Linked DNA regions of Homo sapiens: regions 1 and 2 are each linked to region 3. A link is a contact called in ENCODE Hi-C or POLR2A ChIA-PET data. All regions are on one chromosome and are shown on one strand. The core of a region is the stretch at or near the end of the contact, and the rest is flanking DNA. Distances in the headings are between cores, read along the strand shown.

Evidence for each region. A loop is a pair of places that touch in the nucleus more often than their neighbours do. ChIA-PET counts read pairs that join two places held with the same protein, here RNA polymerase II (POLR2A). Pooled maps may share reads with other maps.
Region 1: a loop to region 3 is called in a pooled map, with 4 times the contacts of the local background. The contact joins the promoter of MKLN1-AS here to the promoter of CEP41 in region 3. A Hi-C loop is called at or near these places in 1 of 37 single-sample maps with no recorded cell type and 7 of 50 pooled maps. POLR2A ChIA-PET finds 5 or more read pairs at or near these places in 1 of 52 experiments (activated CD4-positive, alpha-beta T cell).
Region 2: a loop to region 3 is called in a map with no recorded cell type, with 6 times the contacts of the local background. The contact joins the promoter of LINC-PINT here to the promoter of CEP41 in region 3. A Hi-C loop is called at or near these places in 3 of 37 single-sample maps with no recorded cell type and 7 of 50 pooled maps. POLR2A ChIA-PET finds 5 or more read pairs at or near these places in 1 of 52 experiments (activated CD4-positive, alpha-beta T cell).

What each region holds. Positions count from the first base shown.
Region 1 is chr7:131,325,742-131,329,834 of GRCh38, forward strand. It overlaps MKLN1-AS (MKLN1 antisense RNA), which reads right to left and starts at 2,038. Exons shown (of 6, transcript NR_125364.1): 1 at 1,874-2,038; 2 at 1,065-1,194. MKLN1 (muskelin 1) reads left to right here and starts at 2,135. Exons shown (of 18, transcript NM_013255.5): 1 at 2,135-2,256. The coding sequence starts at 2,159. RefSeq lists enhancers at 1,900-2,476, 2,171-2,470, 2,477-3,053 and a silencer at 1,961-2,120.
Region 2 is chr7:131,107,979-131,111,941 of GRCh38, forward strand. LINC-PINT (long intergenic non-protein coding RNA, p53 induced transcript) reads right to left here and starts at 1,947. Exons shown (of 8, transcript NR_170176.1): 1 at 1,759-1,947; 2 at 1-825. It also overlaps a transcript of MKLN1 not described here. RefSeq lists enhancers at 1-799, 3,194-3,735 and silencers at 2,023-2,072, 2,153-2,302, 3,453-3,512.
Region 3 is chr7:130,439,055-130,443,253 of GRCh38, forward strand. CEP41 (centrosomal protein 41) reads right to left here and starts at 1,962. Exons shown (of 11, transcript NM_018718.3): 1 at 1,880-1,962. The coding sequence starts at 1,912. LOC105375505 (a long non-coding RNA gene) reads left to right here and starts at 2,700. Exons shown (of 3, transcript XR_927973.3): 1 at 2,700-3,634; 2 at 3,716-3,835; 3 at 4,049-4,172. RefSeq lists an enhancer at 1,648-2,402.

The DNA.
Region 1 (4,093 bases), core at 788-3,287, 890 kb after region 3:
CTACAGGATGAGCTGGAGTTAGCCAGGTAAAGAATGGGAAAGAATATTCCATGCCTGGCTTAGAGCAAGCTCCGGAGGCTAGAGAGAACAAGGACTCTATGGGAACAAATTCAGTGTGCTAGTTAGTGGGCAGATGTCAAAAGCGCAAAGGAGAAAAGTGGGGGGGGGGTGGTGGTGAGGAAGCTGGAGAGAAAAATCAAGGCAGGTTATGAAGGGCCTCTGTTAAACAGTTTAGAAGGGTATTGAAAGTCACCAAAAGGATTTAAGCTTAAGAAGAACTAATTAACATGTGTTTTTAAAAAAGATTGCTCAGGAACTATGTCTGGAAAAGAACAAGGACTTGACTTACATTAAGGTAAGAAGTGGAATTATAAAATCTGGGGCCCAAAGGAATTGGAGTGAGTTAATTCCTCCCCTTTAAAGTGTCTATTTTCTTCAAAGATAACCACTATATCATCTCTGGGGCTAACATTCTCTGGCCCTTTCCCACTGTCTCTGGCAGCTCCCGACCCAAGTCACTACAGTTACAGCATTCCCTTAAGGAACACATGCTTTTCCAACCTGCTGCAACACAGAAAGCACATGTAATTTTTTATTTTATTGTATTTTATTTGTTTTTCTGAGACAGAATTTCACTCTGTTGCCCAGGCTGGAGTGCAGTGGTGTGATCTTGGCTCACTGCAACCTCTGCCTCCTGGGTTCAAGTGATTCTTGTGCCTCGGCCTCCCAAGTAGCTGAGATTATAGGTGTATGTCACCACACGCAGCTAACTTTTGTATTTTTAGTAGAGACGGGGTTTCACCATGTTGGCCACGCTGGTTTCGAACTCCTGACCTCAGGTGATCCACCCACCTCAGCCTCCCAACGTGCTGGGATTACAGGTGTGAGCCACCGTGCCGGGCCTGGCCTTTCTATCTGGCTTTTTTGATTTGATATCCTAGTAGAGCCCACTATTAAAATTTCCATCTATAGAAACAGGAAGTCAGGAAAGGACTGGAGGGAATTTCGGCAGGTTAATGATTACAACGGGAAGAGAATACAATTATTGAGGTGTTTTGACTCACTTGGTCATTTCCTGAGAAACTCTTTGCTTGAATTTTTCCACTCTTCAGGTGAAGATGATGACACTGTCCAGGCTTTCAGGAGTCCAACCTCTTAGACAATAAGCGACATACTCTTTGGTAACTGCAGTGGCTAAGCCAAGGAATAAATATGCATAACTACAACAAACAGGTACTTGATGAGAACGTTATCTAGAGCTGCCAGATAATTTAGACCAAGTGCACCTTTTGTTGTAAGAAGCTGGTATGATGTCCACATAGTTTTCAGGGCTGCTGTTCCCTCTAAGAAGAAGGAATAGTCTTTTTCCTGAACTACTCTCTCTCTGAACTTTTAGGCTACAATTATGTCAGTTCAAAGTGGGCAGATTTGCCAACTGAAAAAATGATGACACGCAGCTTCCCAACTCTGTAAGGACTTTTCAGGTCTGTGGGTGAACGTCATTCCCGAGCAAACCAATGCCACAAGATTAGTAGGATGCGGCTCACAAGAAATGTTTACAATGAAGGGCATCACAGACTGCAAACCAAACAGGGTAGGAGGACACGGGACCATTTCCTTTTCCTGTCTCCATCTGACTCTGGAAGGCGGGGACAAGACATTTAAAACCAGGACCACTCCAGGAGGACAGCACATTAGCTACTGCCCTCCAGCTCCCTTCAGTGTTGTTTCCGTAAAGGACTTATAAACTGGCGAGGGCGGTGGCTTCCAAAAGCGCACAGGCGTCCCTTTTCCAACTTGGTCTTCTTATTTTCCCTTCCTGCTCCATAACTACAACGTGTTTCTGTTCGTAATCATCTCGGCTTTTCCTTACCTCTGCTTGTAAGAAAAGTCCTTTGCGCCATTCCCCTCCAAGCCCCAGGGAAGGGCCTGGAAAGCGCTTACACCTCAGACCCAGTGTCGGTCAGCCGTCAAGGAGCGAGCGACGTGGGAAACCCTGAGATAGGACATTGGCCCGGCGCTGGGCTCGGGTAACGATGCGGGGCGGGGAGCGCGGGCGGCCGGGGAGGGCGGCGGCCCCTTTAAGAGCAGGCCACGCCCCCTCCCCTCCTCCCGTTCGCTGCCAGCGGTCGGTGGCGGCCGCTACGGTGCTGACAAGATGGCGGCTGGCGGAGCTGTCGCTGCGGCGCCCGAGTGCCGGCTTCTCCCCTACGCGCTACACAAGTGGAGCTCCTTTTCCTCCACCTACCTTCCCGAGTAAGTGCCGGGCCTTGAGCTCGTGCTGCCCCACCCTTCCGCGTCAGCACGGTTGGGCCAGGGGTGCAATGGAGGGCAGCCGAGCCGAGAGGCCCAGGCGGGGCCTGCTGAGGGGGACGTGCGGCCTCCGGAGTCTTAGTTCAGCTGCTGAGAGCGTTGCTCGGCCTCGCTCGGGAAGGGGTTAGGGTCCGGAGAGCGAGCCCAGGGAGAAGGGGCGAGGTGTGTGGCGGATCCGGGGCGCGCACAGGAGAACCGGAAGCCCAGCGGTTCTGCGCTTGGGATTTGGGGGTTGAGGTTGAGGAGGGCTTGGGGGGCGGACGGCTCTGGGGCAGGAATCGGAGTTGGCGGGGCCCTGCCCGCGGGCAAACTACCCCGAATGTCTGAGGTCGTCCGAGGTGGTCGGCGTCGGGGGACAGTTCAGTCGATTGCTGCCGGGACAAAGTGTAAAGCCGAGGAGTGTCTATTCCAGAGTGGGGTCATTAAAAGTGATTAGCTCTAGAGTAGTGTTAAAAGTCACGGAAGGCTGAAAAGTTGTGGAATCCATCTGAATCCTAGCAGGCGGGGAGAACTTGTAGGATTGGCAGACGTTGTCTTTAATGCCTGGAAGTTCTGAAAAAGATAGGGAGTGGGAAGGAGGGACGTTACCGAAGAATTTCAGTATTACGGCTCATTAGAAGATGGGTTTGTATGGACACAGACACGTTTCCCAGTCCGGAAACTCAAACATAGAAACATCTGGCTTTAATGAATTTGATTTTCAACACCGGCTTTGTCTTGATCCCTGATTTAGGTGTTAAAAAAATTCAGTTGCATTGTTAGGTTTTTGTTGGTGGTGTTTTTTTCTCTAGCAAATTCCTTCTGAAATGCTGAAAATACTCTTACATAGTATCTTATTTATCTTTGGCTTATCTTTGAAAGGAGGAGCAGATCTAACTCCAATTTTACATGCTAGTGGAGGAACTGGCTTAGTAAAGGGTTAAGATCTGTGCAGATCCTGAAGAAAAGTGCTAGTTGTCCCTCTAACCATCTCACAGGACCGAAACGATTTTATGAACGAAACAAATTAATGAATAATATATTTTACTGAGTATTTTACTAAACAAAAAAGTGACTAGATCTGTGAAGCATACTCAAGTAAGTTTTCCATCTGTATTTGAGAAATTCTTCACATTTATCCAAATTTGATTTCACTGGTTATATCAATGAAGAATCTCAAAATGGAGCTGCAACTGGAAGAATCTGTCATGACTGCCAGCCTCCCATTTTATTCACCAGGTCAAGGGTTGGCATTCAGTAGGATCTGGCCCAATGAAGGGTGCCAAGTGACCTGTGGTTTGATCTGGCCTGCGTAGCCTATTCATGGCCATATCCCTGATTGATGCTGAAACCCAACTTTGAATTTGAGAGTGAGCCAGATAAACAGTCCAGCCATGTAGTTGGAGTTGAAATGTGGCCCTATGTACTTGACCTCTGATATTCTGGGCTATCTTGTTCTTGGATCTGAAGTTATTCAGCTTTTTTCTATACCCAGGCTAGGATTATGGACAGTTGGGAATTGGTGTGGCATTGTTTGATCTAACTGTAGAGACATTTTTCTGGTCTTGAATTAGCGTATTTCCAGGACGTCACTCCTTAAATTTTTGATGTAGGCCTGAGGCTTGGATAACACAAGTACCATCCGCGTTATCTGTTGTATAGACATTTTAAGAAAGTACATTTCAAGCAGGAAATGATTTAGTGGGATGGCAACTTTAATCTTTTGTGTCTTGTTACTCTGGCCCCTGGTTTGCAGTGGGCAGAACACTAGTTTTGGAGTTAGAAAGCAACAATTTGAGAT
Region 2 (3,963 bases), core at 697-3,196, 670 kb after region 3:
CGCCCACTTGTCACGCCAGGCTGCTGCGTGCACTCGGCTGCAGGGGAGGTGGCGTAGTTTCTCTTCCTCCCACCTCTTCTCACTCACTTGTTTTTGTAGCCGTGGGCTCCCCTAATGCTTTCCTCTCCACAATGTTGTTTCATTATATCATGTCCATCATGTGACACCAGAGAGGCCTCTCTATGGAAACTTAAAGGGGCTCCCACGTGACTGCAGCAGCAACAACAGCAGCAGGACTGGCGGCGGCGGCCGCAGCGGCGTCCGTACCTCCACCCACCGGGAGCCCCTCGAAGCATCCCGGAGGGGCTTCTGGCGCTGCAGGAGCCCCGATCGGGGAGCCACAGCATCCGGGAGCCGTGGTGTCTGTGCGTGCGTGGAGCCTGTGCTCATGACATAGGAAGCCGAACAGAAGGAGCGTCCTCAAATCCTTTCCTACAGTCACCAAACCCACGCTCTGTTAAAATGACATTTCGTGGCTCCTACTTTGTTTCCCCGGAGAGCAATGAGTTTTCTATCAGGCCTGATTTAGTTTGACAAAAGTCAAAAAGAAAAACTGGATTTGTCCCTCTGCGAGTTCAGTCAGATCGCTGGGAAAACAGAAATGACAAAACAATAATAACAGAAATAGAACCAGGCATTTGATACATAATTACCATCACCACGGCTTTCAAGCTTTCTGGAATTACGTTCCTCCAGTAACTGTTGATGATGCTTGCAGGAGGCAAAATGCAATGCAGTTTTTCTCTTCCGCAGCTATATTAGGGCTTTGTTGCTGACAACAGTGAAAACTTGTTTGTGTCAGGAAGTGAGGTACGGAGATATGACCTGGAAGGTACAGACAAAACCAAAGTGGCAGTTTTTGCATTACTTTTCTGACCACATTCTTTCAAATGGTGACAAGAAGGCGGTCTGCTGTAAAATTCGTGGGGTGTTTGATGGGAAACAAAATAATCAGAAAAACATAATTATCCCTAGCCATACCATACTTGCTAGACGCTAGAAAGTATACATATATGTAATCTCTGTATACATAGAGAAAGCAAAAAGCATGTGCACTTTAATATTTTTGAACCACTAATTTTGTCATCATTTGTACCATTAACAAACACTTGGAAAGACTCACTCAAGTCCAGGGATGTGTGGAAACTCACAATGTTGAGTGCTGTGGGTATTACTGACTCACAGTCCCTTAAAGGGTTTGTACCATAAATCCCAAATTTCTGCCTTAAAGTTTTTACAGACATGGAGATTTTATCCTGTAAATCTAAGCCAGATAGCTATTTCTGGGTTTTTTAGTTCATGCTTTTCCATTTTATAAAGGAAACTGTGTGGATTGGCGGAATCAAGAAAAACTTCGCAAGAAACTGAAGAGTGGGATGGAAGATCTTTTCGTTTGGCCTTGCCTTGACTCTGTCTCTCTCCACCTCATCAGTTTACTTCATCAGCCATGATGAATGAGCTCCATTCCAACCCTTCTAATTCTATAATATCTCTCCCAAGTTTTACCTTCCTATCTCATGCCTAATTCTTTTCATCCCTTTCCTCCTACCTCCCTTGCCTCCCAACTCAGCCCCTTTTCTGCCTGGGGGCTCAGCTCGGGCCTCCCCAAAGACTGTACCCCCCACCCTCCCCTGCAGCTACCCCCACCCCCACGCCCTTCCCAGCTCGGCCTCTCTTCTTTGCAACTCTACCTCCTTACCTCTTTTGACCTCTAATCACCTTCACAGTCTGGCCCTTGACTTCTGGGCCTCTTCTTACCTCTCTTTACCTGAAATGTCCTGGCCCTCACTGGGGTCTCCTCCACACCCTTCTCTCTGGTCCCATCCCTTCTGCTGCCAAGCCCCAGCGTTCCTCCGGCTCGGCCTGGTCAGCTTGAGCCTCATTTTGTTCGCGTGCCCCTGGGCTGGGAAAGGAGTGTGTGGTGCACAGTGGGGCCAAGGATCCCCTGGGGCCGCGGCCTCTGCCTCGCCCCCTCCACCCCTCCCGAGTCCCGGTTGCGGCGCTTCCTGGGCGGATGGCTTGAAATTGCTGCAGCAGCTGCGGTTCTGCTGTGTCATGCAAGAAGGAGGCGGCGGCGGCGGCGGCGGCGGCCGGAGCTGGAGGGGGAGGAGGGGAGGAACCTGATCCTCCGGTAGCGAAGGGCTAGAGGCAAACACCGAGCTCCTCCAGAGCCGCCCGGGAGCAGGGAGGGCTCCGCTAGCCCGGGGGGCCCTCCCCGCGGGGCAGATGGTAAGTGGGGCGGTGCAGGTGGTCGCCTTGGGAAGGGAGCGCGCAGGGGGGTAAGGTGGGGCGGCGGGAAGTGCTAGAAGTCACCCCAGCCAAACTGAAGGAGCCCAGTTTCCAGCTGAGAGGGACCCAGGCCGTAATAAGGATGTCCAGCCAAACGCAGCAATAATTACTATTGGAGTGACGCCCCGAAGTTGACCCCAAGCTACACAGAGGGTGGAGTGGTGCATCCTGAACCCAGGACAGAGCTGGAGGCAATGATTCAGGGTTTGAGAAGTATCAGCCCATCGGCCTGGCGCTTTAAGGTGCAGCTGAGTAGGAAAAGCCAACCCACATCATATTCCCAGAGCCTTGCTGCGCTTTCTGGGTTGTCTTGTTCAAAACTAGTGAAAGGGATGGGAAACCTGCCCAACCTCACTTTAGCCACGAAAATAATGCTCTTGGCCAGTGGCCTTGGACAAACAGCCTCTGGTGCAACAAAACAATCAATAGGAAGAAGAACTTCATTCCCCTCACCATCCTCCTTCCCCAAGTTCCTTTGACCAGCATACCTCATTCGGCTTAAAGGAGAAAGAAAACTATGTGTGACATTCCCTCCCAGCCTACCTGCAGCCAGCCTCCTCACCACACAAACTGCCCATCCCGCTTCTCTCCTCATCTTCAGAGCCATGATTCCAAGAGACATTGCAATACTACTCACTTTAGGTGAGAAGACTGCCTGAAACTCTGAACAATTTCACCTCCCTTGCCCTTTGCCACAGGGGATTCAGAAACCTACAACTGAGAGCAGGGAAATATACGGACAGGCTTGGCACGTAGGAACATTACTTCCTTCACTGGAGTGTAGTTCTCCAGACAACTTTTTAATTATGATTATTCCCTTCCATTGCACTCCTGGAAATTTCAAAGCACTTTCTAAAACATCATTTTTTTTATGTCAGTCATACATTTAGAGGTAAGGGGTTGATGGGATTAACTGAAAGGCTAATGACTGTCTCAAAAGCACATGCTGTTGCTAGGGAACCCAAGCTCCTGCTGCTCTCTAATCACCAGCGTGTTCCGTGGAAATCAAACTGCTCAGGGTGTTATTAAAATGAATGGCATCGGGTTAAAGGCATTCTTGCTTATGTTGTAGCATCCTGGATTATTATCGATTGCCTCACACCCACATATCTTGTTTTCCTAATTTGATTTCTGTATTTGCGTCACTGCCAGGGACACTCAGACTAGACCAGTCAGTTCACTTCCTGTTTCTCAGAACTGGTTTATATTTGGTCTCGTAGCACTAGCTGGTAAAACATTATCAAACTGATCCTCTTGGAAAGAAATCTTTGCTTCCCATTGAAAACAAAATATTCCAATTAAATTGTAATTCCTGTGGAAAACGTCATCATTTGAGGAGTAGACTGCCAGTTGCCATTTGAGAAACAATCCTTGAAATGTAAAGCCTAGAAAAAAAAAACATCATCTTGATTTCTTTTACCCAGAATCTTCATTCCTCAGCACTAGAACTAAGACAAACTCGAGTAAAGAGTAGATTTAAGTATACTTCTAAAATGAAACGCATAAATAAATAAATAAATAAATAAATAAATACATGTCGAAGCTGGGGAAATCATTTAGACTAAACAAGGCATAAAATTGAATGGAATCCAGGCCCAGGAAGGACAAGTAATTTTGGGTTAGCATTGTGGCATTCGGAGAACACAGTGTGACTACAAGGCTACACTACAAATA
Region 3 (4,199 bases), core at 712-3,211:
CTTATACCCAGATTTTCTTCTGCCTCTGTCACCCCTAAGGCAGCAAGACCAACCCCTCCTTTTCCTTGCCCCTTAGCAATGAAGACAATTAGGATGAAGATGTTTATGATGATACACTGCCACTTAATGAATAGTAAATATATTTTCTCTTCCTTATGATTTTCTTAATAATAATCTTTCCTCCAGCTTACTTTAAGAATTCAGTACATAATACATATGAGATACAAAATATGTTAATCAAGTGTTTCTGTTATCAGGAAGCCTTCCAGTCAATAGTAGGCTATTAGTAGTTAAGTTTTTTTGCAGGGGGGAGGGGAGTAAAAAGTTGTACATGGATTTTCTACTGGGGGTTATGAGTCTGCTGTAATTATTATTAACTATAGTCACCATGCTGTGCCAGAGATCTCAAAAACCATTCCTCCTGTTTAACTGTAACTTTGTGCCCTTGGATCAACATCTTCCCATTTCTGCCCTCCTTCCCCCCACCCTCCAGGCTCTGGTAACCACCATTTTATTCTCTACTTCTATGAGCTGGACTTTTTAAGATGCCACGTATAAGTGAGATCATGCAGCATTTAGACATTACCAATTGACCATGGCTCTCTTGCAGGGCTTAGACTCAGCCTTACAGCTTTCTCAGCCTAGTACCAGGCAGCCACCAAGAGATGAAACAGTTACAACTCCTATTTGGGATAAAGGCTAAGAACCTCAGCAAGGCAGAGAAAGCCTGGACTCCTACAGGGGCCTGTTCTGAGTTCACACACTCCTTACCTTCACTTGGGCTGTTCTACCCGGGATGATGCTTCACCTGGCTAATGAATGGCCTTGCCACCCCTTCCATCTCCACAACCCTTCTCTCACTCCCTCAGTTGAGTACTACCTATTTTCTCGTAACATCTTGCTCCCCGACCACACTGTACTCAAATTCTGTTCACAGGCTCCTTCACTAGACGCAATTTATTTATTGTTTATTTTTATTTTTTTGAGACAGAGTCGCTCTTATCACCCAGGCTGGAGTGCAATGGCACGATCTCGGCTCACTGGAACCTCCATCTCCTGGGTTCAAGCGATTCTCCTGCCTCAGCCTACCGAGTAGCTGGGATTACAGGCGCCTCACCACCACGCCCGGCTAATTTTTGTATTTTTAGTAGAGACGGGGTTTCGCCATGTTGGCCAGGCTGGTCTCAAACTTCTGACTTCGTGATCCGCCCGCCTCGGCCTCCCAAAGTGCTGGGATTACAGGCTGAGCCACCGCGCCTGGTCCACTATACGCAATTTATTAAAGGGCAGAGGCCTTGTCTTCTTTGTACGTCTAGCACCTACTGCACCGTGGAAGTTTCCAATAACGTTTGTTGAAACTGCCACAAATGCAGCAGGGGACTAGCGGTGAAACAGATGAAGAAACTGAAGGGTCCTATGGAGAGAGGGGTAAGCCTAATGTCCTATTTTGCCCGTTTTCCAAAGGTTTGGTCAGCTTACTCCTGCTCTTCCTGTATCCCCACAATCAGAGATGCTGGCTGGCTTTCAACACGTGCCATTAGTGTGCAGCGCTTCCTTTGTCTTTTCTGTTTTGTAACTGTCACTCCGAGACTGTAAGCCATTTGAGGGCAAGGGCTGTGTCTTTGGGTACTTCGCTCCTCGCAGTCACAAGTACTGGCGTGCGTACGCGGGGAGAGATCGCTCCTCAAAACGGGGTCCTGAACGCTGCCCCGCGGCCCCCAAGCCCGGCCCGCCCCGCCCCTGCATCCCGACCCCTCCTCACGCCGGCCCCTTCCCGCCTTCCGGGCGGCGGAAGTCGCTGGCTGCTCTTCCCTGCCCACATGAGCCTTTTCCGGTGCGCCCGCCCCCTCCGGCTCTCCGGCCGAGACCTGGCCCTCACCTCAGGGTTCCCAATGTGCCTCCGGAGGGACATATTTTCTCCAACCGACCACGTTCGGGGTTCTAGCCTCACGGGTTGCCTCTAACCCTAGCTTCCTACCCCCACAACCTTGTTCAGCCGCCTCCCTATACCCTCTTCTCCGATTGGCCCGTCTTCCCCGGCCGGCCAATGGGGGCCCCGTTTACTCTCTCATCTCAGGGTCGCAGAAGGGCAAGACGCCGCTCAATGGTTGCCAAGGGCAACGCGGGACGCCGGCTAGCGAGGCCTTTTGTTCTCTGGGCTGGGGCTCGCCGGCTCCAGCCTTAGGGCGGGAAGAGAGGCGCGGGGGGAGGGGAAGGCTGGCGCCTGCGCAAAGCCGGGGGCGGGGGCAGTGGCTTGAGAGCCGGGACAAAACACGAGTTTTAGCTAATGTGGAACCATAAATACAACACAAGACTCCCCATCCCCCAGCTCCGTTTTATGGCCGTTTCAACCAAACATCTGGGCTACTGATTCCACAACAGGGAATATTATATGGGCCAGGGTTGTTCAGCAGAAATGGGAGAGTATGGTTTATTATTTTCTGGTTAAGTTAATATGCGAATTATGCAAAATACATGGGTAAATACAGTAATTATCGGTGCTTTAAAAGCTTTTAGGCTAGCTATAGAGCGACATCCTTAATTGCAAAGCACACGCGCTATTCTGTGGTTCATCGTTCATTTAACAAATACTTAATAAGCACCTTATGAGAAAAGCTGCAGTAGGTCTTGTGGAGAATGGGAGGATGACTAGGACCCAATCCCGTCGTCATGGAAACCATTGTGACTCCTGCCACCAGCCACCACCTGTTCCCATTCCGGATCTGAAAATGAAGTCCTAGCACCTTTACAAAACAATTACACACACAGTTTGACTTGGCTCCTAAATGTCCCACCAAATCCATCAAAATTATTATTTCCTTTTACATGAAAGGAACAACACAGTAACCCTTTGTCCTTTGCTCTAAGTTGTTTTTCCAGGAATGGAGAAAGGTTACTCTGAGCAGTTCATACTCGCCAGTTGTCTGTTAGTGAATAATAGCACACATTTGAGCTACTTCAGGGTCTGTGAGATGACCCATTCAACAACATGGCCTCACATGCCCTTGTTCTCTTAGGCACTTCAGCAACCCAACCTTAGGGCTACACCTTGGATCATGTTGCCAGTCAGTGCTGCTTGACCAGAATTTTGAATTCTGGCCACAGCTGCTTCTTGGACTTTTCATGTCACTCTTTCATGTTTATTAAGTTTTGTCTTAATTTCCATAATCTTTGCCAGTTCTTTAACCCCTCTAAAATTCTCAGTCTCTCACTCCTCTGCTAAGGAAGGGTTTGAAGGCTGCAAAAAATTGGAAGGAGGCAGAGGGAAGAATGTTAATCTAGAAGCTTTTGCATAGCAAGCAGAAACTTCTAGATTCATTAGTATTTAGAATGTATGCTTACCTGGTGCACCTTGTGGGTAACCATAGAGATTATGGATAGAATAACGGGAAAGGAGAGAGGGAGATGATAGGGGACTACACTCAGAGGTGGTGAGAAAGACAGAAAAGGAGAGATTTAAAGACGTGTAGGTAAAATCAATAGTATACATGAGAAGAGGTAAGGGGTGCAAGGAATAGAAATTCATCAAAGATGGCTATAGTTTCTCTAACTTGAGGAACTGAGTAGATGGGCGATAATGCATTAATCAAGTTAAAGAACAACAGTCAAAAAGCCAAAACAGCAGAAAGTACAAGTAGGTCCAACAGTCCATTCAACTTCCATTCTTCAGTGTTTTGGCTCACTTCTTTGTACGGTTGTCTCTCTTTTGTTCCAGAGAACATCTGGTTTACTTGCCTCACTAGTCATCGTGGTTGTCACATTTGGACTGCACAGGAAGCATTATAGAGAGATTATAGAACCCGGCTGGTTCTTGGATCCAACTGACTGTGTGTCTGTGTGTCTGGGTGGGGTAATTTAAATACATGTTCCCTCCCCAATCCCTCAATTCTGATTCTGGCCGGCGGGTGGGGAGCGGGGGGTGTTGTGGTCCAAGGAGACTCTCCTTTAAAAGAGTCACCCCTTTCCTTCACATTTGGCCTCAATGGAATCCTTGGAAAGCTTAAAGCTATAAACCAAAAGACTTTTAACATCATGTATTTCTCTTTAGGATTCCTTTTGGATCCTGCTATGCCAAAACTGGATCAAAACGAACGCCAAGTGCTTACTTTGAAAAAATAGGCAAATGGTGGTGGCAATGGCTCACGCCTGTAATTCCAGCACTTTGAGAGACCAAGGCAGGAGGATAACTTCAGGCCAAA